Linked DNA regions of Homo sapiens: region 2 is linked to region 1. A link is an interaction called in ENCODE POLR2A ChIA-PET data of the cell type or tissue named here. Cell type or tissue: A673. All regions are shown on one strand. Links, peaks and the distances in the headings refer to the core of each region. The heading gives the core; the rest is flanking DNA.

What was found. Peaks named below come from ENCODE experiments on the same cell type or tissue, not always from the same donor. Only the 100,000 strongest peaks of a DNase experiment are listed, where the experiment ranks them.
Region 2: POLR2A ChIA-PET joins it to region 1 with 20 read pairs; 8 of 35 experiments call an interaction of 5 or more read pairs at or near these places.

Annotation. Positions count from the first base shown.
Region 1 is chr3:48,592,027-48,600,674 of GRCh38, reverse strand. It overlaps COL7A1 (collagen type VII alpha 1 chain), which reads left to right and starts at 5,346. Exons shown (of 119, transcript NM_000094.4): 1 at 5,346-5,407; 2 at 5,515-5,600; 3 at 6,127-6,307; 4 at 6,979-7,138; 5 at 7,226-7,319; 6 at 7,412-7,573; 7 at 7,737-7,900; 8 at 7,976-8,105; 9 at 8,208-8,324; 10 at 8,427-8,573. The coding sequence starts at 5,516. It overlaps UQCRC1 (ubiquinol-cytochrome c reductase core protein 1), which reads left to right. Exons shown (of 13, transcript NM_003365.3): 10 at 108-193; 11 at 524-612; 12 at 965-1,040; 13 at 1,483-1,673. The coding sequence ends at 1,547. In A673, for the core only: no CTCF peak of the experiment used is centred there; DNase peaks (open chromatin) are centred at 1,874 and 4,744; H3K4me3 peaks cover 650 bases; H3K27ac peaks cover 1,172 bases.
Region 2 is chr3:48,532,970-48,549,450 of GRCh38, reverse strand. It overlaps PFKFB4 (6-phosphofructo-2-kinase/fructose-2,6-biphosphatase 4), which reads left to right. Exons shown (of 14, transcript NM_004567.4): 4 at 5,805-5,871; 5 at 9,680-9,754; 6 at 10,141-10,197; 7 at 10,832-10,953; 8 at 12,988-13,195; 9 at 13,793-13,939. Among named protein-coding and RNA genes, the nearest start is that of MIR6823, 8.8 kb to the left of the region's middle. In A673, for the core only: no CTCF peak of the experiment used is centred there; no DNase peak of the experiment used is centred there.

The DNA of each region.
Region 1 (8,648 bases), core at 649-8,648:
TGGCAGCCTGGTATTCCTAGGTGGGATGGCGGCTTTAACCAGCACAGTGGGAGGCTGAGAGATGACACACTGGCTCAGAATGAATACCACCCACCCCCCCACTTTAGGATGCGCCTGTGTACCAGTGCCACGGAGAGTGAGGTGGCCCGGGGCAAAAACATCCTCAGAAATGCCCTGGTATCTCATCTAGATGGTGAGTCCTACAGCTCAGCGGGGAGGGGTAGAGTACATCTTGCCAGCGACAGCACCAAGGTGGCCACTGCTCCTAACTAACCAAGGTTAGAAAGGAAAACTTTGAAGACCACGCCATGCCCCATCACCCCACCCTTGGAGATGCAGGCAGGTGTGAGACAGGTCCACAGCCCATCACTGCCATAATAGGTGACCATAGAAGAGAGGGCTGTGATCTGAGTCAGCATGAGGTCAGGGAGGTCCTTGTCAACCTGAGGCTGGAGATTGTTTGTGTACCTGTGGGTCCAGGATTGGGCTGGGTGGACCTCTGAGCCTTCTCTCACCCTTAAAGGCACTACTCCTGTGTGTGAGGACATCGGACGCAGCCTCCTGACCTATGGCCGCCGCATCCCCCTGGCTGAATGGGAAAGCCGGATTGCGGTAACATGGACCCCTGGGAGAGGTTCTGGAGTCTTGGCCTGGCAGACACCTGGGAGGTGTAGGGTTGGGGCCTGGCATAGCGCAGCCTGCTCCTATAGGCATCCCTGGTGTCCTAGGCAGCTGTCACCTGCAGGGGTAGCATAGTGGGAGGGCAGGGCATAGGTGCTGATGGCTGTGGAGATGGGCGGGGCCCATGGAGGTCTATAGCAGGGATCCCTTCTGCCTTTCCTCTTTTGGGCTGGGGACAGCTGCATGCTGCCTGTGGGAGATCTCTGCTAGTTGGATGATGCTGACTGGCTGAGGTGGTGGCCAGGTGCCCGTTAGCCAGTATGCCCTCTGCCTCACCCTGCAGGAGGTGGATGCCAGTGTGGTACGTGAGATCTGCTCCAAGTACATCTATGACCAGTGCCCAGCAGTGGCTGGATATGGTAAGTGGCCTAGGGGGTCTGCTCTTTGTTTATTTCCTCAGGCCGTTCTCTTGGCCTCCCCTTCCACCTCTGCTCCCGCACTGCTGCTCAGCTTACAGAGCAGCCAGTTAAGGCCCCAAGCAGCTCTCCCCAGTCCCCTGGCTGCCAGGGAGTTCTTGCTCAGAAAACCTGTCCCAGCAGTTCCTTGACTGCCTGCCAAGGTGCCTTCATCAATACCCTGCACCCGTCAGGTAACGGGCACCTCCATGTGGGGTGGGGCTTCAAGGGCCAGAACATGAAGGGACAGGCTCAGCACCCCTGGGGGAATGTTCTCTCCTCTCTTTCCACTCAAAGCCTGTCTTGTGCTGCTCTGGGCAGCATCTCCGAGCTGGGTGCGGCACAGGGCCAGGTGTCCCTGTGCAGGCCAGGTACCCCACCCTGACGCTCCACCCTATCCCCACAGGCCCCATTGAGCAGCTCCCAGACTACAACCGGATCCGTAGCGGCATGTTCTGGCTGCGCTTCTAGGCGGGAAGCCTATGTAAGCAAGAGGGCAGGGCCGGGGTTTGTGGTCCCCCCCCCACCACAAACACAGCACTTCGGCTCCTCTAACCTGTGCCACAGGTGACCACCAATAAAATCCTCTGCTGAGAAGTGTGTCATCCCTCTTTTGGCATTGGCATGGAGTCCATGGGGCAGTAGATGGGGAGCAAGGACTTCCCTCTAGTTCTGTGGCTCCTGGATCCTCCTGCCTTCCCACAGGCTGATGTGTCCTCAGCCAGGGGCAAGCGTGGGGGTTGCAGCTGAGGCCGGAAGTCTTTGATGCCTACAGGGAGCTGAGCCCAGATGTTTCCACTCAGCCACTTAGGGGAGTTCCTCAGCCAGCTGGTCCCAAGATTGGGCTGTGGGAGTCCATAGGAAGTGTAAACCCAGCCTTTGCCCCTGTAGGAGTCCCAGCCTGGAATCCCTGCAGGCTCAGGTGGGAAACCCCTCACTGTGGACCTTGTGCCAAGTCACCCCCTGGTGGTCCCTGGTGGACCAGAAGGGGCCAAGGGGTGTCTCCAAGGATGCCTCTTGTGTGTGTTTACTCTGCATTCTGGGAGGAGGATAGCCTGGGGCATAGTGTTCTCATTTGGTTTCTAACTGCTGCCTGGACAAGCAGGGCAGGAATCCTTTGCCTCCGCTGACTCAGGCTCCAAGAATAGCCCTGAGCTCAGTGGGGCCCGAGCCCCCTCCCTCTACTACATTTGTCCCAGGCAAGTCCAGAGCTGCTGGCCTGACAATCCCCTCCCCATTTTCCTGAGGCAGCCAGGACCTGGTACAGCTCTTAGCTACCTAGTCCCTCTGTTATCTCTTTTGGCTCTGGTCCCCATGGTGGGTGCGCAGGTAGGCTGCTCCTCCTGCACCCCCCAGTGCTTCCACAGTCAGGTTCTCTGGGATCCCAGGGGGAAGTTGAAAGCGAGGGGCCCAATTTTCCTTTGAGGAAGTCGCTGCCTGGCAGTCACAAGCAGGGTGCTGGGACAAGGTCTTTTAGAAGATGGCTGTTCAGAAGTCCCCCCAGCATCGTAGCTTGGAAGTAGCCCAAGGAACCCTTGTATCACTATCACCCTGCCCCACTGCCTTTCCCTCACCATTGGTTGCCATACGTTGCCAATTCGGAGACATTTGTTAAGCACCTTCTACGGCCCGGGACTGGGGCATTGCGCAGATCATTCTACTTTGTGAACGGCTGGAGAGAAGATGCTGGGCAGCGCAGAACCCTGACAGGCCCAACCCTGGGTGCTCATGGAGGTGCAACACCCAGGCAGGGGAACAAGTGCCAAGTCTGTTGTCAAGTTTGAGCTCCTGGAGGATGGGGCTTCATTTCTAAGCCCAGCCTGGCCCTTAGAGGCTACAGGTGTGCTGGACACGAGAGCTTGAGTTGCTGGGAGTGGTCTGGTTCTAAGGGACCTTGCGTACCAAGCCAGGGACTCTGGTCTTTACCCTGGAGCCATGCTGGGGAGGTGTGTTGGAGGTTACTGTGAAGAGAAGTGACTTGGTCAGAGTTGAGATTCAGCATGGGGACTCTCAGGCCATATTTCTGTATCAGTCTTGGTGAGCTGTGCTGTGGCAGAACAGAGGTCATGGCCACACGAACTGGAGCCAGCTGTAGGGGACACAAAGAGGACTACATTCCCAGCAGGGCTGGGAGACGCGGAGGCACGAGTGGGTTGGAGGAGGGTAATCTTCCATAGTCCAGTGAGGAGTTTGGTGGTGTCCAGGGTACAGTGGGATGTGTGGGGCTGGGACCTGATAAAGAGGCCCTGGTTGGAAACAGATGGGGTGAGGTAGTGACTGAGGCCAGGGAAGGAAATGTTCAGGGAAAGCTTGGGAGGGAGAAGGATGTGCTCTGGGGGCTCCACCGCCCTGATGGGGTTGCAGGTAGGCACTGGCCTCGGGCTGTGCCCTAGGCTGTGTTCCTCCCAGGAGGCCAGAGCTGGGGCTTCAGAGGGCCACACTCCTGCTCGTGAGTCTCATAGAAGCTCCAGACGTGGAGTCATTCCAACCTTACTCCTACCTTCTCAACAGCCTCTCCCAGCACCCTTTGAGAGACCCTCTCACAGCAGCCTGTCCTTTCTTTTGGAGGCACCTCAATTCTGATGAGGTTTGCCTGAGCACCCACCCTCCCAGCTGGGCCTCCTGTCTCCCCTAAGACTGGCCCACGTGTGCACATATGTCTGTACCGTACTGTCCATGCCACTGGCCTGCTCTTGCCCGCCCTGGCTGCACGGGAGGAGGTGACAGTCTTAGGGGGAAGGGGCTGCCTGTGTGATAACATACCTGGTTCTCTGCAGCCCCCCACCTGGAGCACACCTTGCAGGGATGGGGGGTCCTGGGACATGGCTGAGGAGACCCTGACCTTGGAATAAGGTCATAGCACTATGCCCCAGGATAGTTTGGGGGGTCAGTAATAAGGGATAGAGCCCCAGCCTTCCTTGGGCAATAGGAAAGCAGGCAGCATGGATGGTCTTCACTGCCTCCAGCTCTGGCCACACCAGAGTCCTCGGGCTGTGGAGGAGTCCAGCCAGTGCTGTCCCCATATCTCCCTGTGGATCCCAGGGGAGGCTGTGGGGCCGGGCATATTAGAAGGGGCCCAGCAGCCTTGGTGAGTATAGATGTGCTTTCTGGGCTGCCCAGAGTTATTCAGGATTAGCAGGAAAAAAAGGGGGAGCAGGACCCAGATGGGGGCCTGCCCTTCTTAGCAGTGCCTCTCTGCCTTAGTGTCACCCATCTAATGGAGAGATATGCATATACAGAGCCCCACCTCCTTCGGACAGTGGCCCTGGCGTGGTGTGTGTTGGAGGACTGTCCACAGCCTCAGAAGCGAAGCTGGGGGAGGGTGTGAAGTCAGCCTGGGTAAGGGGACAGGAGTAAGGTAGGGGGCAGTTATGAAGCTGGAAGCTACAGGTACCATGAGGGCAGTGAGGAAAGGAGGAAGGGGCCCAAGGGGACCTCGGCCTGGTAGGGGAGATGGGTGGCAGGGACCTACAAGAAAAGTAGATGGAAGGAGAGGATGCCTGTGGGTGAGGACATGTAGGTAGGGGGACCTGGCCTGGGGCATGGAGGGCTCGATTCCTGAGAGATGAGCTGTCACTGTGGGTGGTCCCGCCCTCCACAGATGGGCGGCCCCCTCCCTGCAGGCACAGCTGGATTGCATCTGCCTGTGACATGGTAGGGGATGTGGGACACTGGGATGTATGCATAAGCATGACACAGGTTCTCTCCTCCTTCCGGCTTATCCCCTACAAAGAGGGGGTGAGTTACTTGGATCCAGGCCAAGGGGACCTTGGTTTCCCTAAGACCGGCCCAGAGTCACTCATTTGCCAGGGCTTCTTGCCTGTCAAGGAGATCCGGGTGGGGCCCAGGAGGCCCACCAGACAGATGGCTGAATCACAGGAGTGGCCGGCGGGACCCATGGCCTGAGGGCTTGTCTGGGCACCCCCACTGGATTGGGGGTGAGTCATCCCCAACTGCAGCCCCACCCCCCACGGCGCTGCTGCCTTGTGGCTCTGCAGGAACCTGTCCACTCCTCAGCCTGGTCACTGTGATTGACCTAAAGCAGCCAAGACCTGTGACCTTAGATGGAGTTAGGGGTACTCCCTCAGCATCTGCCCATGCAGAACCTTCTGGGAAATTCCCAGAAGCCACGGGGGGTCGGGGGGTTTATAGTTAAGTGCGTCATATCGTTTGTCTGGGGGAGGGGTGGGGGGGGCGGCGACCTCTCAGGGATATGGGTGAGGGCGGGTGCCTGGGTTCCCGCCTGCCGCTCCGCCCCCCGAGATCAGGGACTTTTCTCTGCTCTGCCCGAGAGACTGCAGCGGCGGCGGCGGGAGCGGGCGGACGCGCAGGCAAGACCAGGACTCGGGCTGGAGGGGCGCTGGGCTCGGACCTGCCAAGGCCACGGGGGAGCAAGGGACAGAGGCGGGGGTCCTAGCTGACGGCTTTTACTGCCTAGGATGACGCTGCGGCTTCTGGTGGCCGCGCTCTGCGCCGGGATCCTGGCAGAGGCGCCCCGAGTGCGAGCCCAGCACAGGGAGAGAGGTGGGCACCGCAAGGGAGGACCCGGCCCGGGGCACTGCACCGTGCCACCCTCCGCTCCACTCGGCCTTCATCCCCAACACCCCCCGCCCACAACCCAGCCAACTCCACGACGCCCCGCGGATTCCTCCTAATTCTGGGACTCCCCGAACCCTCCGCGATCGGTGCTGGGTTCCCTAAACCGCCTCCTATCCTGTTCCTACCCAAATTCTGGCTCCCTGGATGCGTGCGGGGTCCCCTGCCTTATGCCAATCCACGCCGGCCCCTAGAGGCTGACCTCAGTCCCAAGTCCACACCCGTGCTGGCGACTCTCCCTCCCCCGCACACCCCCAACCCTCCGCGGGAGTCTGCTCTGGGACCCACCGAGCTCAACTCCCTCCAAGGCCCTCAGGCTCAGGCCGATTCGGCCCTGGTTTGCATAAGATGAGGCCTACTCTCCCCACCATCCCAAGTCCCAGTGAGGCCACCGTGCGGGTAGGCGGGTGGTTGGCCTCCCAGAAGAGGCCCTGATCTCTCCTGCCCGCCCCAGTGACCTGCACGCGCCTTTACGCCGCTGACATTGTGTTCTTACTGGATGGCTCCTCATCCATTGGCCGCAGCAATTTCCGCGAGGTCCGCAGCTTTCTCGAAGGGCTGGTGCTGCCTTTCTCTGGAGCAGCCAGTGCACAGGGTGTGCGCTTTGCCACAGTGCAGTACAGCGATGACCCACGGTGAGTAGGGGCCCTGGGGGCTGGGGACCACGAGATCCCCACCAAGACTCCTTCCCCAGAGAGGGAGGAGACCCTGGAAACCCCAGGCCAGGTCTTTGCAGAAACAAGTTTTGGGGAACCTAGAGACCCCCTAGCCAGGACCTCCTTTGGAGACAGAGGTAAGGATTCCCTAGGTAGAACCTTCGTGCCCTGAGGCACCTCCAGGCTACTGCAAGACAGGAAGGTGCAAGACAGTGAGGCTGTGTTTTCTGATCTGGAGATGGGGAGCCCAGGAGGGGGCCCCCACGCCTGTTGGATTCTCCACGTTCTAGCCCTCTAACCCTTGCAGCCGTTCACCAGAGGTGCTCCATCTGGCCAGCATCCACTTTCCTACATCTGGACCCCTCCTCCTGCAATTATTTAATTAAGCAGCATCTTGTTCCCCACAGACTGTGAGCCCCTAAGGGCTCCTTCAGGTCTGCCCAGGCCCACCTGCAGATGGTGCACAAAGGAGCCCCTGGGGAGTTTGTTAACCTGGGGGTTCCAGAGGCAAGTGGGTGTGGAGAATGACAGAACGAAGGGACCCCTCAAGAGAGCCTGATACCCGTAACCCTCACCCTAGAGGCCTCCTCAAGGCCAGGGCCAGAAGAGATCCTGAGTCCTAGCCTGTTGCCACCCCTACCCTCCAACAGGACAGAGTTCGGCCTGGATGCACTTGGCTCTGGGGGTGATGTGATCCGCGCCATCCGTGAGCTTAGCTACAAGGGGGGCAACACTCGCACAGGGGCTGCAATTCTCCATGTGGCTGACCATGTCTTCCTGCCCCAGCTGGCCCGACCTGGTGTCCCCAAGGTGATCCCTACCCCTACCATGCCTCCCAAGATGACCCCAAATGAAGTGTCCAGGGGAACCGTGATTTGACCCCTGCACCTGTCCCAGGTCTGCATCCTGATCACAGACGGGAAGTCCCAGGACCTGGTGGACACAGCTGCCCAAAGGCTGAAGGGGCAGGGGGTCAAGCTATTTGCTGTGGGTAAGGACCGAGCAGGAGTGACAGGTCAGCTGGGGGGTGGGGGCAGTCAGAGAGCATGTGGGTGACTGAGTCCTGATGGGTCGTCACTTCAGGGATCAAGAATGCTGACCCTGAGGAGCTGAAGCGAGTTGCCTCACAGCCCACCAGTGACTTCTTCTTCTTCGTCAATGACTTCAGCATCTTGAGGACACTACTGCCCCTCGTTTCCCGGAGAGTGTGCACGACTGCTGGTGGCGTGCCTGTGACCCGACCTCGTGAGTTCCTGCCCACACGGTGTACCCTGACCTAGACCCCGGACCCCAATCCCCACTTGGCAGTGCTGATTCCATCCTATGTGCTCCTGACCCCGACCCCAACTCTGCATCATACATGCCCACCCCAATCCTCCTGCCTGATCCCCTGATCCCGCATTCCCAGCGGATGACTCGACCTCTGCTCCACGAGACCTGGTGCTGTCTGAGCCAAGCAGCCAATCCTTGAGAGTACAGTGGACAGCGGCCAGTGGCCCTGTGACTGGCTACAAGGTCCAGTACACTCCTCTGACGGGGCTGGGACAGCCACTGCCGAGTGAGCGGCAGGAGGTAGGATGTCAGGAGTGATAGGTGGTGGCTGGGGACTTGGCTGGGCAAGATAAAGTGACCTCTTGCCCTGGGCAGGTGAACGTCCCAGCTGGTGAGACCAGTGTGCGGCTGCGGGGTCTCCGGCCACTGACCGAGTACCAAGTGACTGTGATTGCCCTCTACGCCAACAGCATCGGGGAGGCTGTGAGCGGGACAGCTCGGACCAGTGAGCAATTCTGCCAGCCTCTGACCCCATTCACCTAACCCCCGACCCCAGTACCCCCTCCCACTTCTGACTCCATGAATCCCTGGTGGGACTCTCCCCCAGCTGCCCTAGAAGGGCCGGAACTGACCATCCAGAATACCACAGCCCACAGCCTCCTGGTGGCCTGGCGGAGTGTGCCAGGTGCCACTGGCTACCGTGTGACATGGCGGGTCCTCAGTGGTGAGTGAGAGATGTGGGCTGAGGGGAGTCCCCGCGCCTCAGACAAGGCTGTAGAGTCCTGAGTCTGCAAGGCCCACTGGCCCCTTGGTGTCCCCCATGCAGGTGGGCCCACACAGCAGCAGGAGCTGGGCCCTGGGCAGGGTTCAGTGTTGCTGCGTGACTTGGAGCCTGGCACGGACTATGAGGTGACCGTGAGCACCCTATTTGGCCGCAGTGTGGGGCCCGCCACTTCCCTGATGGCTCGCACTGGTGAGAAGGCTGGGCACTTTCTTCAGGCTGGGACGGGCAGGCAGGGCAAGGCCCGGAGGCCACTGACATCCCATG
Region 2 (16,481 bases), core at 790-8,789, 51 kb after region 1:
TGGCTGCTGCTGGGGAAGGGAACCTGAGTGAGTGCAGGCATACAGGCCTTAGGGATGGAGCTGGGGGTGGGGGGCTTCCTCCCTTGCCCCAGGATAAGCTCTCTCCTGTGTATTTGGAGCATGTTCTTGGTGTGTGATTGCTGGTGCGATTGGCTTTGCATTGACATCTCCTAGATGCTGCTGGGTGAGTCGTTCACACTTCTGCTGTTACTCTGGAGATAGAAATATGTATATGCTACCGCCCCACCCTCAACAACTTTCAGACTTGAACTGAGTCCTTTCTTCAAGGAACTGAGCACCAGCTGGTGGTCTGAGCAGCCATGCTGTGCTTTTCTCAGGAGGTGTTAGCTGTGGTCTTGAGAAGCCCCTTATCAACCTAGGGTGGCAGAGACTTGCTCTTGGCCCAGCCATCAGGATAGGGCAGTGAGCAGAGGTTGACCCAGCTCTAGTGACTTCCCCAAATCAAGCCCAGTGGCTACCAGGCTGCCACTGGGGTCCACACTAGGCTACCCGTTCCTTCTCTGGCCACCAGGGGGCAGGAACTCCCTGCTGTGGGGCTTGGACCTTCAGACTGGAGACTGCCTTTGTTCTTGCATCGGTGTGGCTGGGCCAGGCTGTGGCACCAAGAAGGGAAGGGGAGCCTGATATTCAGGTTTCTATGGCCAAATTGTGGGTAAAAATCAAGGCTGGACCCTCTGGTTATATTGAGCCAGATAAAAAGTAGAGGACTAATGTCTGAACCTACCGTGTGCTGGGTTCTTGATGCCCATTGTCACCCCCTACTTTTACAGATGAGGAAACTGAGGCTCAGACAGGCCAGGAGTCTCGCACAAAATAGCAAGTTTACATCAGCGCCCAGACTTGAATCTAAGCCCATCCACCGCTAAAAAGTGTCCATCATTCCAATATTCCTCAATAGGTAGGTCAAGGAACATCAAATGCAAATTTTATTTATTTATTTTAAAAATTATTATTATTTGTGTGTGTGTGTGATGGAGTCTCACTCTGTCGCCCAGGCTGGAATGTAGTAGTGCAATCTCAGCTGACTGCAACCTCCGCCTCCCAGGTTCAAGCAATTCTTCTGCCTCAGCCAACAACCCCAAGCTGTGGACGCTGATAGCCTACTGTCTGATCTTCCCAGCAGCTTCTGTGGTGGGCGGTGCCTCACTTTTCCAGATGCTGGGACCAAGGCCAGAAAGTGATGGGGGTGCCTTGGGTCACTCAGGGTTTGAATTTGAAGTCCGTCCTGCCTGAATCCATAGTGTTTGTGGGGAGAGTCTGCCAGCTGTTCCACTCTGGCTGTCCCCCTAAGGTAGGGATATTTGGGATTAATTCAAATGAAGAGACCTAGACTCAGAGAGGTTGGGAAGCTAGTCCAAGGTCACCCTGCAACAGAAGCTGGGGACAGGCTCATTGCTGCCTTTCTGCAGGCATACCCTCTGGCTGCCCTAGAAACCCTCTCTGCTGTATCCGAATCCTGGCTCTGGCTGGGCCACAGGGCCATCTCCTATTAATCAGCCCAAAATTTCCCAATTAGCAAAATAAAAGGACCAGAGTTTTTAAAATGGAAAACCTGGGAAGAGACAGCTGCATTTCCCAGAGGCCCAGTTACTCACACAGTGTTGAGGTCCATCTCTGACACTGGACACAGCAGAAGATCTAGAAAAGTGCGTGCAAGGCCGGGTGCAGTGATTCACGCCTGTAATCCCAGCACTTTGGGAGGCCGAGGTGGGTGGATCACTTGAGGCCAGGAGTTTGAGACCAGCCTGGCCAACATGGCAAAACCCCATCTCTACTAAAATTACAAAAATTAGCCACATGTGGTGGGGCGCCTGTCATCCCAGCTACATCAGGAGGCTGAGGCATGAGAATTGCTTGAATCTGGGAGGTGGAGGTTGCAATGAGCCAAGATTGCGTCTCTGTGCTCCAGCCTGGGTGACAGAGTAAGACTCTGTCTCAAAAACAAAGTGTATGCAAGGGCATAAGTACACATATTCTAAACAGGCACACTCATACTCCTGCACACAGTCCTATACCACACACAAGCCCCCTATGCACACACACACGTGGGCACATGCATGCATGTGCATACCTCATAGGCACACATCCGGACATGCGTATACCATATGCACAGGGTACATACACATGCACACCCCCTGTGTACACAGTCACGTTATACATAAGGGTATATGTACATGTGTGGGCACCTACACATATAAATACTTGGGCTCACTTAAGCCACACGTAATTCAAGGGCCATTACACACACGAAGGCGCACATGTTCTCACCCTGTATATACACACACACCTGAGCACGCTCATACATGGTGTGTAGGGGGTCCCCAAGACTGCCCTCAGGTTCAGTGATTTGCTAGGGTGACTCCCAGGACTTGGCATATAGCTGGACTCATGGCTAAGACTTAGTACGGCAAAATGACACAAAGCAAAATCAGAAAAAGGGGCCTGGGGTGAAGTCCAGAGGAAACCAGGAGCGAGCATCAAGATTTTCTCCTCATGGAGTCACACAGGACGCACTTAATTCCTCCTGCATTGAACATTGACAACATGTGTAAAATGTTGTCTGCCAGGGAAATTCATCAGAGACTCAACGACCAAGGTTTTTACTGGGGGCTGGTCATATAGGCACCCTGTGCCTAGCATGTACCAAAATTCCAGACTCCCAGAAGGAAAGCAGATAATCAACATAAACCATGTTGTTTGTATAAACAGTCTATGCACAGTGAGCTCCTCTTATAATTCAGGGAAAGTTTCATATCACTAGAGGGAACTGTTTACCATCAAGTTCCCCAACCCTGGCCAAGGGCCAACCTCACAAGCAGGCCTTTCGAAGGGGACCATTCTCATACCTGCTGTGTTAACTCTTCCACACACATGCAGTCACCCACTACACATGAAGGTGGGTGCACACACATATGCATACCTCAGAGTCATGTGTGTGGGCACATATACGCTTGTGTTCACCTGTATGCACATGTGGATCTGTGCACATGTACACACCAAGCATGATCGCATATGTTCTCACACAGTCACATGGCACATGAAGACATGTATACACACACACCATGTGTACACACATGGTCACCCCCACATGCATACTCTGTATATGCTTGGACACACACACACAAACTTATACACATGGGTGCATGCACACACATCCTGTGTGCACACATGTGGGCACACTCACTCATACCTGTGCCCATTTAGTCACATACCGCACACAGGGGTTGTGCACGCTCGTGTGTGTGCACCTGTGCTCATACATGGGCCCAGGGAATACTCACACAGGTACACTCACAGATTTACATGTACACACTTGGGCACAACACACACATAACCACCCACACGTGTGGATTCATGCACATATGCATCTCTTCACCCCATTTGCACTCTCTTATACACACACACACACACGCACACACACAGGCTCCCAGGCTCTTCCCTCAGCATCTCCACCGGGGCCCTGAGGTCTCTCCTGCATGGTGGTGTCATGGCCAGAGCAGCCCACAAAAGAGATCTTAGCCCAGAACGTGGGGCTCTAAGGAGAAATGTCCCTACCAATGCCAGTTACCTGGACTCTCAGAATTCAGATGTTTTTGGCATGAGGAAGAAAGCACTTTGAGGCTTTAACTGGAAGACCCATTGGGGCACAGAAATGGTTACAAGGGCTGGACATAGTAGCTCACATGTGTAATCCCAATATTTTGGGAGGCTGTGGCGGGAGGATCACTGGAAGCTAGGAGTTAAAGACCAGCCTGGGGAACATAGTGAGACCCTGTCTCTTAAAAAAAAAAAACAAAAGAAAGAAAAGAAATGTCACAAGGAGCCGTAAGAGTAGAGCTCTTTTCAGTGCCCTGGACTCAGCTCTACCACTGATTTCTTTGTGGTTCTCAGATCAGCTTCTGCCGCTGTATTTCAGGCATATCGTCCTGATGAGAGCCCTTTGACTTTGACATGCTGGGAGTTTAAACACAAAATCCAAAGATCAACAAAGCCAGGAGGGCTGGGCACTGTGGCTCAAGCTTGCAATCCCAGCACTTGGGAGGCTGAGGAGGGTGGATCACCTGAGGTCAGGAGTTCAAGACCCACATGGCCAACATGGTGAAATCCCATCTCTACTAAAAATACAAAAAATTAGCTGGGTGTGGTGGCACATGCCTGTAATCCCAGCTACTCGAGAGGCTGAGGCAGGATAATTGCTTGAACCCAGAAGGTGGAGGTTGTAGTGAGCTGAGATCATGCCACTGCACTCCAGCCTGGGCAACAAAGTGAGACTCTGTCTCAAAAAACAAAAAACACAAAGCTAGGAGATCTAGCTTTACCCTTACATAGAAAAAGGGAAGATAATAGATAAAAAGGTAATTTATCTATCTCCAGACCTCATAGGATAAATTGATGAGAATAATCCTGGCTGGGTGCAGTGGCTCGCGCCTGTAATCCCAGCACTTTGGGAGGCCAAAGTGGGCAGATCACTTGAAGTCAGGAGTTCGAGACCAGCCTGGCTAACATGGCGAAACCCCATCTCTACTGAAAATACAAAAATTAGCCAGATGTGGTGGCACGTGCCCATAATCCCTGGTACTTGGGTGGCTGAGGCACAAGAATTGCTTGAACCTGGGAGGCAGAGGTTACAGTGAGCTGAGATTGCACCACTGCACTCCAGCCTGGGCAACAGAGAGTAAGACTCTTGTCTAAAAAAAAAAACAAACCTTCTGTGTCAATCCACTTTGCAGCAATAAATGAAAAAGCTGAGAACTTAAAAAGATTGTGTAAGCCTGGGCAACATAGCAAGACCCCATCTCTAAAAGAAATTTAAAGATTAGCCAGGTGTGGTGGCATATCCCTGTAGTTTCAGCTACTCTGGAGGCTGAGGCAGGAAGATTGCTTGAGCCCAGGAGTTTGGGCTGCAGTGAGGCATGATCCCACTGCTGCACTCCAGCCTAGGTGGCAGAGCGAGACCTTATCTCAAAAAAAAAAAAAAAAAAAAAAAAGATCTGAAAACTGTATAGTCAGTGTTTGGTCATAGGTGGGGGATTCCCATTCTGGAGGGTATGGATATGATAGAAGAAGAGATGCAGAACCCTCCCTCAGAAGGGGTGGTTTGGGGAACTCTCTTTCAGGAAAGAAAGTTGAGCACTAAGCCTAACACTGCCCGAGGGCCAGCCCTAGTGTTCCTCCCATCCCCACCACCAACTCCTGACATGCACACAAGAAAACGGCTGCTTTTAAAAATGCTTATTTTGAAATATAAAAATTAGCTGGGCGTGGTGGTGCACGCCTGTAATCCCAGCTACTCAGTAGGCTGAGGCACGAAAATTGCTTGAAACTGGGTAGAAGTTGCAGTGAGCCGAGATCGCACCACTGCACTCCAGCCTGGGTGACAGAGCGAGACTCAGTCTCAAAAAAAATAAATAAATAAATAAAAGGCGGGCGGGGGGGGGCTTATTTTGATAATCAGGGAAAATATATGACAATTAGAAATCATGAATGTGGCACAATGACAGCATGGATTTGTGCACAATGAGAGGATGAGGGAAAATACAGAAACGTAGTGCTTAAAAAATGTTCCTAATAGCCAAGAGTGTATAGCCTTCCACCTCACAGGAGCAGAGTTAGCCAAACACTGAACATTATCCTAAGGAAAGAGAAGGGAAACTTTGAAAAGAGAGCAAGAGACCTCGGGGCTGTTCCTTCTCCTGTCATGTCTCCTCCTGTTGTGTGTCCCTGGCCACCCTCCTGGAGCCAGGGTCGGGTGCTGGGCTGACCCTGTGTTTTCTCTCCTGAAGGCAGTGTGCCCTGGCAGCCCTCCGTGACGTCCGGCGGTTCCTTAGTGAGGAGGGGGGACATGTGGCGGTGAGTGTGACACCCTGGTGACAGCTGGGAGTGACACATGGGAGCCCATCCACATCTGTGCCTTTGCTCGTCAGGCATCTGGAGGGGAAGGCAGGGTGTGTGTGCCCCAGCTGCTCTGGGTGCCAGCCCTTGGGAGGAAGTCTGCAACAGCTATGCAGGAGGAAGCCAGAGACTGGATATGGGCCAGGAGTTTCCCTCTGGGCATGTGGTGGCCGCATTTGACCCTGCAGGACTTCCCTCTGGATGCTTGTATTCTTGGCCACCCCAGAAGTTACAGGTATCAGGTTGCCTAAGTCTTTAGTAAATGTGATTTCTCCTGGTGTGGGGAGAATCCTGCCCAGCATTACTGGTTGTTGTAGGAACCCACTGAATCCTGGATTAAGGGGATTCCACCTGTGTGTTGGCCCTTCTAGTCAGACGGAAGAGCAGAACAGGGCTAAACTGGGGTGTCTGTGGGAAACGGCTCTACCCCAGCCTTATATAGTCAAACACAGGGGCTGTTCTTTCCCTTCCTTCTTCTTCCTGGAGTCATGCCTTCTGGAGTTCTCTGTCCCCAGCTACAATCTGTGCCTGTAGCACAGCCATTGCCCTTCTCTCTCCTGGGTTGAATGTTCTGCCTGTGGATCCCACATCATCCTCTCTTTGACTTACTGATTTGTTTCATTGAAGCACATCCTCCAGTAACTTCCTGAGAAAGGTGCTTGGGGAGGTAAATTGTGTGAGACCTTGCACATCTGAAATGTCTTTTTTTAATCCTCACATTTGATGGTTGGGTATAGAATTTCTAGGTGGAAAGTGCTTTTCCCTTAGAACTTCTACAACATCACTCTGATGTCTTATGGCTTCTAGTGTGGCTGTGGAGAAGTCTCATGTCATTCTGATTTGCTGATCTTCCTAAAAGCTTCATCTCTTAGAGGGAGCTGAGAGTTTCTCATGCCCCTTCCGCTTGGGAGGCCTTTAGGGTCTTCAAGGTGATGTGGTTTGTGGTGGGTCTTCTCTCCACCATACATGGTCCTAGGGGGCCCCTTTTCATCATAACACTCTTGTTCTCCAGGTCAGGGAAATTGTCATGTATTATTTCTTTGACAAATCACCTCTGCCCCTTTCTGGCAACTCACTCCATCCCTACTCCCATTTTCTGAGCTGCTTTTTCTAGAACTTCTGGTGGCTACATGCTAGCTTGATTCTGAGATTCTGATTTTATCTTTTTTCTCTTAATTTTCTTTCTTTCTTTTTTTTTTTTTTTGAGATGGAGTCTCGCTCTGTCACCCAGGCTGGAGTGCAGTGGCGTGATCTCGGCTCACTACAAGCTCCTCCTCCTGGGTTCACGCCACTCTCCTGCCTCAGCGTCCTGAGTAGCTGGGACTACAAGCCCCCGCCACTGTGCCCGGCTAATTTTTTGTATTTTTAGTAGAGATGGGGTTTCACCATGGTCTCGATCTCCTGACCTCGTGATCCGCCTGCCTCTGCCTCCCACAGTGCTGGGATTACAGGCGTGAGCCACCACGCCCAGCCTTTCTCTTTATTTTCTCTGTTTTTTTTGGTTGTTTGTTTTGAGAAAGACTTCTTCAACATTATCTTACAAGTATATGAGTGTTGTTGTTTTTTATTTCCTTGAGACATGGTCCTGCTCTGTTGCCCAGGCTGGAGTGTAGTGTCTCAATCATAGCTCACTGCAGCCTGTCTCCTAGGCTTAAGTGATCCTCACACCTCAGCCTCCTGAGTAGCTGGGACTACAGGCACGTGCCACCATGCTTGGCTAATTCTTGTATTTTTCACAGAGACAGGGTTTCACCTTGTTGAGCAGGCTTGTCTCAAGCTCCTGGCCTCAAGCAATTTGCCTGCCCCAGCCTCCGAAAGTGTTAGGATTACAGGCATAAGCCACTGCACCCGGCCCAAATTTCTTTTTTTGTTTGTTTGTTTGATTTAGTTTCTGTTTTTCTTGTTAAAGGTTTTGCTGGAGTGTCCAGTGAGCCCTGGCTGGATGCCCTTTTTAAAAAAGTGATGCTGGGCTGACATGGTGGCTCATGCCTGTAATCCCAGCACTTTGGGAGTCTGAGGCAGGAGGACTGCTTGAGCCCAAGAGTTTGAGACCAGCTTACATAGCGAGACTCTGTGTCTACAGAAAAATTTTTAAATTAGCCAGGTGTGGGCCAGGTGCGGTGGCTCACACCTGTAATCCCAGCACTTTGGGAGGCTGAGGCGGGTGGATCACGAGGTCAGGAGATCAAGACCATCCTGGCTAATATAGTGAAACTCCATCTCTACTAAAAAAATACAAAAAATTAGCTGGGCGTTGTGGCAGGCGCTTGTAGTCCCAGCTACTCGGGAGGCTGAGGCAGGGGAATGGCCTGAACCCAGGAGGCAGATGGGAGACTGAGGCAGGAGAATGGCGTGAACCTGGGAGACAGAGCTTGCAGCGAGCTGAGATCGCGCCACTGCACTCCAGCCTGGGTGACAGAGCAAGACTCCGTCTCAAAAAAAAAAAAAAAATTAGCCAGATGTGGTTGGGCACAGTGGCTCACCCCTGTAATCCCAGCACTTTGGGAGGCCAAGGCTGGCAGATCATGAGGTCAGGAGTTCGAGACCAGCCTGCCCAACATGGTGAAACCTCGTCTCTACTAAAAATACAAAAATTAGCCAGGCGTGGTGGCACAAGTAGCTGTAATCCCAGCTACTCAGGAGGCTGAGGCAGGAGAATCGCTTGAACCCAGTAGGCGGAGGTTGCAGTGAGCCGAGATCACGCCACTGCACTGCAGCCTGGGCGACAGAGCAAGACTCTGTCTCAAAAAAAAAAAAAAAATTAGCCAGGTATGGTGGTACATGCCTGTAATCCCAGCTACTTGGGAGGCTGAGGCGAAAGAATAACTTAAGCCCAGGAGGTTGAGGCTGCAGTGAGCTATGATTGCTCCACTACGCTCCAGCCTGGGCGACAGAGTGAGACCCTGTCTCAAAAAAATTTTTTTTAAATAAAAACAAAAAAATGATGCTGTAACCGAGGTGTGGTGCACACTTGTAGTCCCAGCTACTCAGGAGGCTACTCAGAGGATGCTTGTGCAGGCCCCAGGTACTTCTCAAAGAGCTCCAGATGGGTCAGTGCCTGGCTGGATGGGGTTGGGAAGGGGGCCTGGGCCTCCAGCTCTTCTTTATCAGCCAGCTAGTCCTCCCATTTCGTCCCCACCTTTGTCCCTTTTCTTAGCAATGCCACTGCACCCTCTGGAGTGCTCTGGTCCTGCACAGGTGGTGTGCTCTGGTTGGCCAGCACCTGTGTTTGGTTTCCTACATGACTCTGAGTCCGTCACCGTGGATCTCTCTGACAGAATTGTGTTGATGTCTCCATCTCCTGTTGTCTCCTTTTTCTCCTGTCATCTCTTTTTCTCTTTATCCTTCTGTTCCCATTTTACTGGGGTGTCAGGATGGAGTAGAAATAAACATAGGTTCAGTTTACTAGGTTTAACTGGTTTCACTGCAATTCCTGTTGGTCAAACACAAACTGAGTGCCCACTGTGTGCAGAGCAGCACTGAGTAGGTTCTTCTGTGCCACGGGTCTGCTCCCCTGCTGGGAGCACAGGCATCCTCTCCTTCTAACTTCCTTGGGGCATTCTCTCCAAGGAAGGGGAGGGCCAGCCCAGCCGTTGCAAGTCTGGAGGAGACTGGCCAGGCAGGTGGACCTGGCAGCAGCTGGTCCTTATGAGAAATCCAGTCCCCAGAGAGCCTGTGCTGCGGCCCTCACTGCCCACTTCAGGGCCCACTCTGGCCCCTTCCTTCCCCAGGGCCAGAGGCTGAGTTAACCCTAGTTTGGTCCTAGGTTTTTGATGCCACAAACACCACCCGAGAACGGAGAGCGACCATCTTTAATTTTGGAGAACAGAATGGCTACAAGGTGAGGCCTCCTTGGCTCCTCTCCTTGGCGGAACTGTGGCATGTCCCCTGCCCTCCAGGGCTCCTTTCACCGCCTGCTTATGCATGAGGGGCATGGGGCTGGCATGGCTCCTGAGTGTAATTTGGGATGAGAGGGGCTGTCTCCACTTGGGGTTTGCTTTCCAGAGGGAAGGGGGTTTTCGTGGGAGAGTCTAGGAGAGGGCAGCACCTGCTTTAGCTCTGGACTCCTTGACCCCGCCTCCAGCCCTCTGAAGCAGGGTTTCAGGGCCTGGCTGCTTGTCAGCATGGGCCTCAGGGGATGGAGAGCTCCGAGGAGCAAGGCGGGAGGCCCTGAACATGTCCGTGTTCCTCCCTCCCACCACCCCGGCGCTTCTGGTCCTGCCGCAGACCTTTTTTGTCGAGTCCATCTGTGTGGATCCTGAGGTCATAGCTGCCAACATCGTGGTGAGTAGTGCATCTGACCTTGTCAGAAGGTCGTGTGTGACAGGGACATCCCTTTTCAGGTTTTGGCTAACCTTAATTTGATCTTGAACCTTGTGGGGGTAGGGAGGAAGTGTAACTTCAAATGCTGGGTCAGGTATGCCTCGCCCTCTGTGGATCACTGTGGAAGGCTGGGTGGCTGGTGGACATTCACTCACCCCACCTCCGCCTCGTAACCACCTGGACACTAGGAGAGCACCTTCAGCAGGGGTGGAAGGGTGGGTGAGGGGCATGTTTTATATTTCAGAGAAAGAAAGACTCATTCTTTCCTTCCCCTCCCCCAGTTTATCTGAGGAATGGGCATCTGGGTCTGGGAAAATGAGAGTTCAGGGTGGGGAACGGCCTCCAGGCCTCCCCCTGTACCACAAGGATGAGGGACTTCAATCCCTGGACCCTCAGTGATACCCTCTTGGCACTGGTGTGAGAACTCAGACCAGGGAGCTGCTGGACCAGCCCCCACCTCAGCTTCCAGCCTCAGGTTCCCGCACTGGTCTCCGGTGCAACCTCCTCCAGCCCCCTGCCCAGCAGTCTCCTTGGTCTCTGGCCCCGCCTGGCTCCTGACCCTGATATGTCCTTTCTCTGTGCCTGGCTCCGGCAGCAAGTGAAACTGGGCAGCCCTGACTATGTCAACCGCGACAGTGATGAGGCTACGGAGGACTTCATGAGGCGCATTGAGTGCTATGAGAACTCCTACGAGTCGCTAGATGAGGACCTGGATAGGTGAGTCAGGGCAGCGCCAGGCCCTGCAGCTGTGATGGTGGGCGGCAGGGGTCATACTTGGCTGCCTCCTATGGCTCCCCATGGTGGTGGCTGGAGGACCAAAAAGCAGAGATGGTCTGACCTTTCTTGTTTATTTCCTTGGGGCAGAAATGTTTGGTCAGAGGTGACTTGCAGAACACCGGTTACCTCATCCAAAACTCTGCGAGTCAGGATTTTATACTATTCCATCATGAAATCAAGCCGAATTTCTATGCAAGGGGTCTTAAAGCAGGGGTTGGCAAATATTTTCTGTCAAAGATCAGAGAGTAAATATTTTATTTAGACCTTGGAGGATGTACAGTCTCTGTTGCAGGCACTCACTCTGCTGTCACAGTACAAATGAAACATAGATGATATGTAAATCAATGGGCATAGCTGTGTTCCAGTAAAACTTGATAAAAACAGCCCACGGCTGAGTTCGACTGGCTGGCCACAGTTTACCAAATCCTGTCTTACAGAACACATGGGGCAGTGGCTGGGTAAATAATAATGTAGCCCTTGGTGAAGTATTACAGTCATCATTACAACTCGTCATTGTGGAGAGACATGGGAAAATATAATATTGCATTCAGTGAAAAGGCTGGAATACAAACTTGTGCTTAGGTTCTGTAATTCTATAAGATTGTGTAATACGGGCCGGGCAGAGTGGCTTATGCCTGTAATCCTAGCACTTTGGGAGGCTGAGGCGGGAGGATTGCATGAGCCTAGGATTTTGAGACCAGCCTGGGCAACATGGTGAAACCCCGTCTCTACAAAAAATACAAAAATTAGCCTGGTGTGGTGGCGCATGGCTGTAGTCCCAGCTACTCGGGAGGCTGAGGTGGGAGAATCACCTAAGCCCAGGGAGGTCAAGGCTGTAGTGAGTTGCAGTTGCACCACTGCATTCCAGCCTGGGTGACAGAGTGAGACCCTGTCTCAAAAAAAAAAAAAAAAAAAAAAAAAGGATGCACATGAACCAAGAAACACAAGCAACTCTGAGATGAATGCTTTTGGGGTGTGCATAGAGCAGGGTCCTCAGCTGGGTTCTAGAGCCAGCCCAGGCCGGGCCTGAGCTGAATGGCACCTGCCACCTGGGCCTCTCTATGGCTTTCATGGTCCCCCAGCACAGCATTTCTCTTCATGGTTCTGTGATGTGATCCATTTGTCTGGAGCGGCTTCTGTTGGATTTGTCAGTAAGCGTTGCTCTTGCTTTTATTGGTGGTGTCATCGTGACACCCCCAAACCAAGGTCCCAAGGTCCAGACAGTGAGAGCTCAACTGAGAATATCCAGAGGACTCTCAGCCTGAACCAGAGCCCACCCTGCACCCCCACACCCAGAGACTGATCAATGTGCTGTCCAAGCTGCAGTGCCACATAGGTCCAGAGTAGGGAAAGTGGCTGAGCTGGACTTATCGGCTGCCACCACCAGCACCATCCTCCTGTGCTTCCTGTCTCATCCACCAGCTGCCCAGGATGGGGTGTGGCAGCTGCTCAGCACACTTGGATGACCAGGACTGGGCTCTAGTGGGAGGAGGTCACTGGGGAAGGAAAGGCCAGGTCCTTGTACAGCTGACCAGGAAGAGTGAGGGCGTGGAGCGTTTGCCAGCTACTCCCAAGTCAACAACCCTCGGGAAAACTGTCTCTTGGTTCAACTTACAGACAGTGTATTGAGAGTGCGGAGATAGGCCAACAGGGGCCCCAGGGACACATGAGCAGCGGAGAAAGTCATGATGTGGTATGGCGGACCCCCCACTTTGGATGTCACCTTTGGGAAGCATGATGAGTGACGAGCACCTCCCATCTCCCGTCTCCCACAGGGTTTGCCTGTGCGTCACACGCACTGTGTTGCTCCCGCCTCACCCCCATCACTCGCACACCAGCTGACGGTCCTGAGGGTTGTAATCTCTGGTGGTTGGAAGTGCAAGGCCTCGCAGCTAGATTCCGTGGCTAGCCAGATGTGCTCTGTGAGAACCCTGGCCACGCTCACAGGCCTCTTTCTACTTTCTCTCTGGACAGGGACCTGTCCTATATCAAGATCATGGATGTGGGCCAGAGCTACGTGGTGAACCGTGTGGCTGACCACATCCAGAGCCGCATCGTATATTACCTCATGAACATCCACGTGACCCCCCGCTCCATCTACCTCTGCCGGCACGGGGAGAGCGAGCTCAACCTCAAGGGCCGGATTGGCGGGGACCCAGGACTGTCCCCTCGGGGCAGGGAGGTCAGTGCATGTGTCCCTGCGTGCGCACACGGGCCTGCATTTGTACCCTGCGTGGCTGGGTATATGCATGTGTGAGTGCGCTGGGGCTAGGCTCCCATTCTTTTAATGTGCAGTCGAGGTGAATGACCTTCATTCAACCTAGAATCTTCCCATCATGTAGGGAAGGTCATCAAGCAACAGGCAAATGCCTGGATCTCTGGTTTCCATGTGAGCTGTCACTCACTGAGCCCCTTTTGTCAGAGGCATGCCACCCTTAGAGCGACCTGAGTCCATACAGTGTAGCAGATAGCTGTGCCACAGTCCAGGGGAGACCTCAGTGGTCACGTAGCACAGGGCACCTGGTTGTGGGGAGGCAGTGGCCCTGATGAGTCTCAGCTGTAACTGTGCTGCTGTGCTCAGGGTCTGGGAGGGTGCACAGGAACAGCACTTGTGTTCTTGTGTGTCAGCATGTGTGTCATCGACAAGTTAGTTCATGCTTTTTACCAAACCTGTAGTGAGTGTTCAAGGCGAGGGTGATCTCATGGACCCTGCGGCTATGGGATGCTTTAAGGGCAGCCCAAGACCTGTGGGTCTGAGTTTGCTTATGATGTATTTCAGTTTGCCAAGAGTCTAGCCCAGTTCATCAGTGACCAAAATATCAAGGATCTGAAGGTCTGGACAAGCCAGATGAAGAGGACAATCCAGACGGCTGAGGCACTGGGTGTGCCCTATGAACAGTGGAAGGTCCTCAACGAGATCGATGCGGTAGTTACCGTCCCTCCCTCCCTGTCTACCTCCCAGATACCGCAGGGCTGCTGCATCATATTGTAACAACAGTGACCATTGCTCCCCTTGGGCAAAGGAGAGGAGAGAGAAAGGATACAGGAACCTAGGGGCTGGGAGCAGAGAGGAAAAGGCAGCCTAACAGGATGGGACCTTGGGTGAGCCCTAGACCATTCTCAGGAGTGAGCCTGGGAGTTGACACCTCAACCTCACTCTCCTCCCTCCCTGTGGCCTCCTGCTAGGGTTCCTCATGGTCTAGCTCAACAAGAAATCAGCGGCCACGGGAGCTTGGTAGCTGCAGTCAGCCATAGCCAACCTCCCAGGGATCTGGAGACACAAATGAGGTGAACCAGCACGGCCTTTGTCTCTTTAAAGATGCTGTTCTCGCCAGGTGCGGTGGCTCACCCTTGTAATCCCAGCACTTTGGGAGGCTGAGGCGGGCGGATCACCTCAAGTCAGGAGTTTGAGTCCAGCCTGGCCAACATGGTGAAACCCCATCTCTACTGAAAATACAAAAATTAGCCAGGCATGGTGGTGGGTACCTGTAATCCCACGTACTCGGGAGGCTGAGGCAGGAGAATTGCTTGAACCCAGGAGACAGAGGTTGCAGTGGGCTGAGATTGTGCCACTGCACTCCAGCCTGGGCAACAGAGTGATGTTCTGTCTCAAAAAAAAAAAAATGCTCTTCTGCTGACTTCTGGGTTGCATTGTTTCTAAGAGAAGTCTGTTGTCATTCTCATCTTTGCTCTTCTGGATATAATGTTACCTCCTTTTTCTCTGACTGCCTTTAATATTTTCTTTTCTTCTTTTTTTTTTTTTTTTCAAGACAAGATCTTACTCTGTCACCCAAGCTGGAGTGCTGTGGTGCAATCATAGCTCACTGTAGCCTCAACTTCCTGGGCTCAAGCCATCCTCCCATCTCAACCTCCTGACTAGCTGGGACTACAGGCACTTGCCACCATGCCAGGCTAATCTTTTCTAATTTTTGTAGAGACGGAGTCTCATGATGTTGCCTAGGCTGGAATATTTTCTCTTTATTGCTGATTTTTAGCAATTTGATTATGATGTATCTCAGTATGGTTTTCTTTATGTTTATCATCCTTGGGGTTTATTGAGATTCTCGGATTTCTGGGTTTCTAAATATAAAATGTGAAGAATTGTTGGCCATCATTTCTTCAAAGGTATTTTCTGCCACCCCTTCTCCCATCCTGGACTCCCACTCTGTGTGTGTTAGACTGTTTGGTATCATCCCACAGGTCACTGAACTTCTGGTTTTTTAATTTCTTCTGTTCATTTCTTCTCTGTCTTTTTTTCCTTCCGAGCTTTAATTTAGATAGTTTCTACTGCTATGTCTTCAAATTCACTTATCTTTACTTCTGCATTTTTATTAAACCCATCCAGTGAACTTTTCATATCAGATGTGGTGTTTTGAAGCTCCAGGAATTTCATTTTGTTCCTTTTTTGAATCTTCCATTATTTCTTCATTATGCTTGGCTCTGCAGTCCAGGAAGTGCCTCTGGGCAGTAAGCTGCTGCCTCCTCCCCTCAGCTTGCTTCCCTTCTCTCAAGGATCACAGTCCTGCCTAGTCTCGTGTCTAAAAACAGTTGTTTGATTTGTCCCTTTATTTATTTATTTTTTTGAGACGGAGGTTTGCTCCTGTTGTCCAGGCTGGAGTGCAATGGCACGATCTCGGCTCACTGCCACCTTCGTCTCCCGGGTTCAAGCGATTCTTGTGCCTCAGCCTCCAGAGTAGCTGGGATTATAGGCACCCGCCACCACACCAACTAATTTTTGTATTTTTAGTAGAGACAGGGTTTCACCACGTTGGCCAGGCTGGTCTTGAATTCCTGACCTCAGGCAATCCACCCACCTCAACCTCCCAAAGTTCTAGGATTACAGGTGTCAGCCACAGCGCCCTGCCAATTTGTCCTTTTTTAATAATAGTTGTTTTTGTTGGGGCCAGAGCAAATCTGGTACCAGTTGCTCCATCATGGCTTGGTCTTTATTATGGGTGGTTCCCATTTCAATATGAAAAGCTTTTTCTGTGGATATATACTTTGACTAATTTGAATATTACCACCCCTGCTTTTGTTTTTCCATTTTTTTTTACTGTGGTAAAATATGCATAACATAAAATTTACCATCATAGCTGTTTTGAAGTGTACGTTTCAGGAGTATGAAGTACATTTACATTGTTATGCAACTCTCACCACCATGCATCTCCAGAACTCTTTTAATCTTGTAAAACAGAAACTCTGTACCCACTGAACAATAACTCAAGCCAGATGTGCTGGCTCACACCTATAGTCCCAGGTACTTGGGAGGCTGAGGTGGGAGGATTGCTTGAGCCCATGAGTTTGAGGCTGTGGTGTGCTATGATTTCATTCACGATTGGCCCTTGCACTCCAGCCTGGACAACATAGTGAGACCCCATCTCTAAAAAAATTTTAAAAAGAAAAACAATAACTCTATTTGCTACTCCCAGCCCCTGGCAACCACTTTCTGTCTTTATGACTTTGACTAC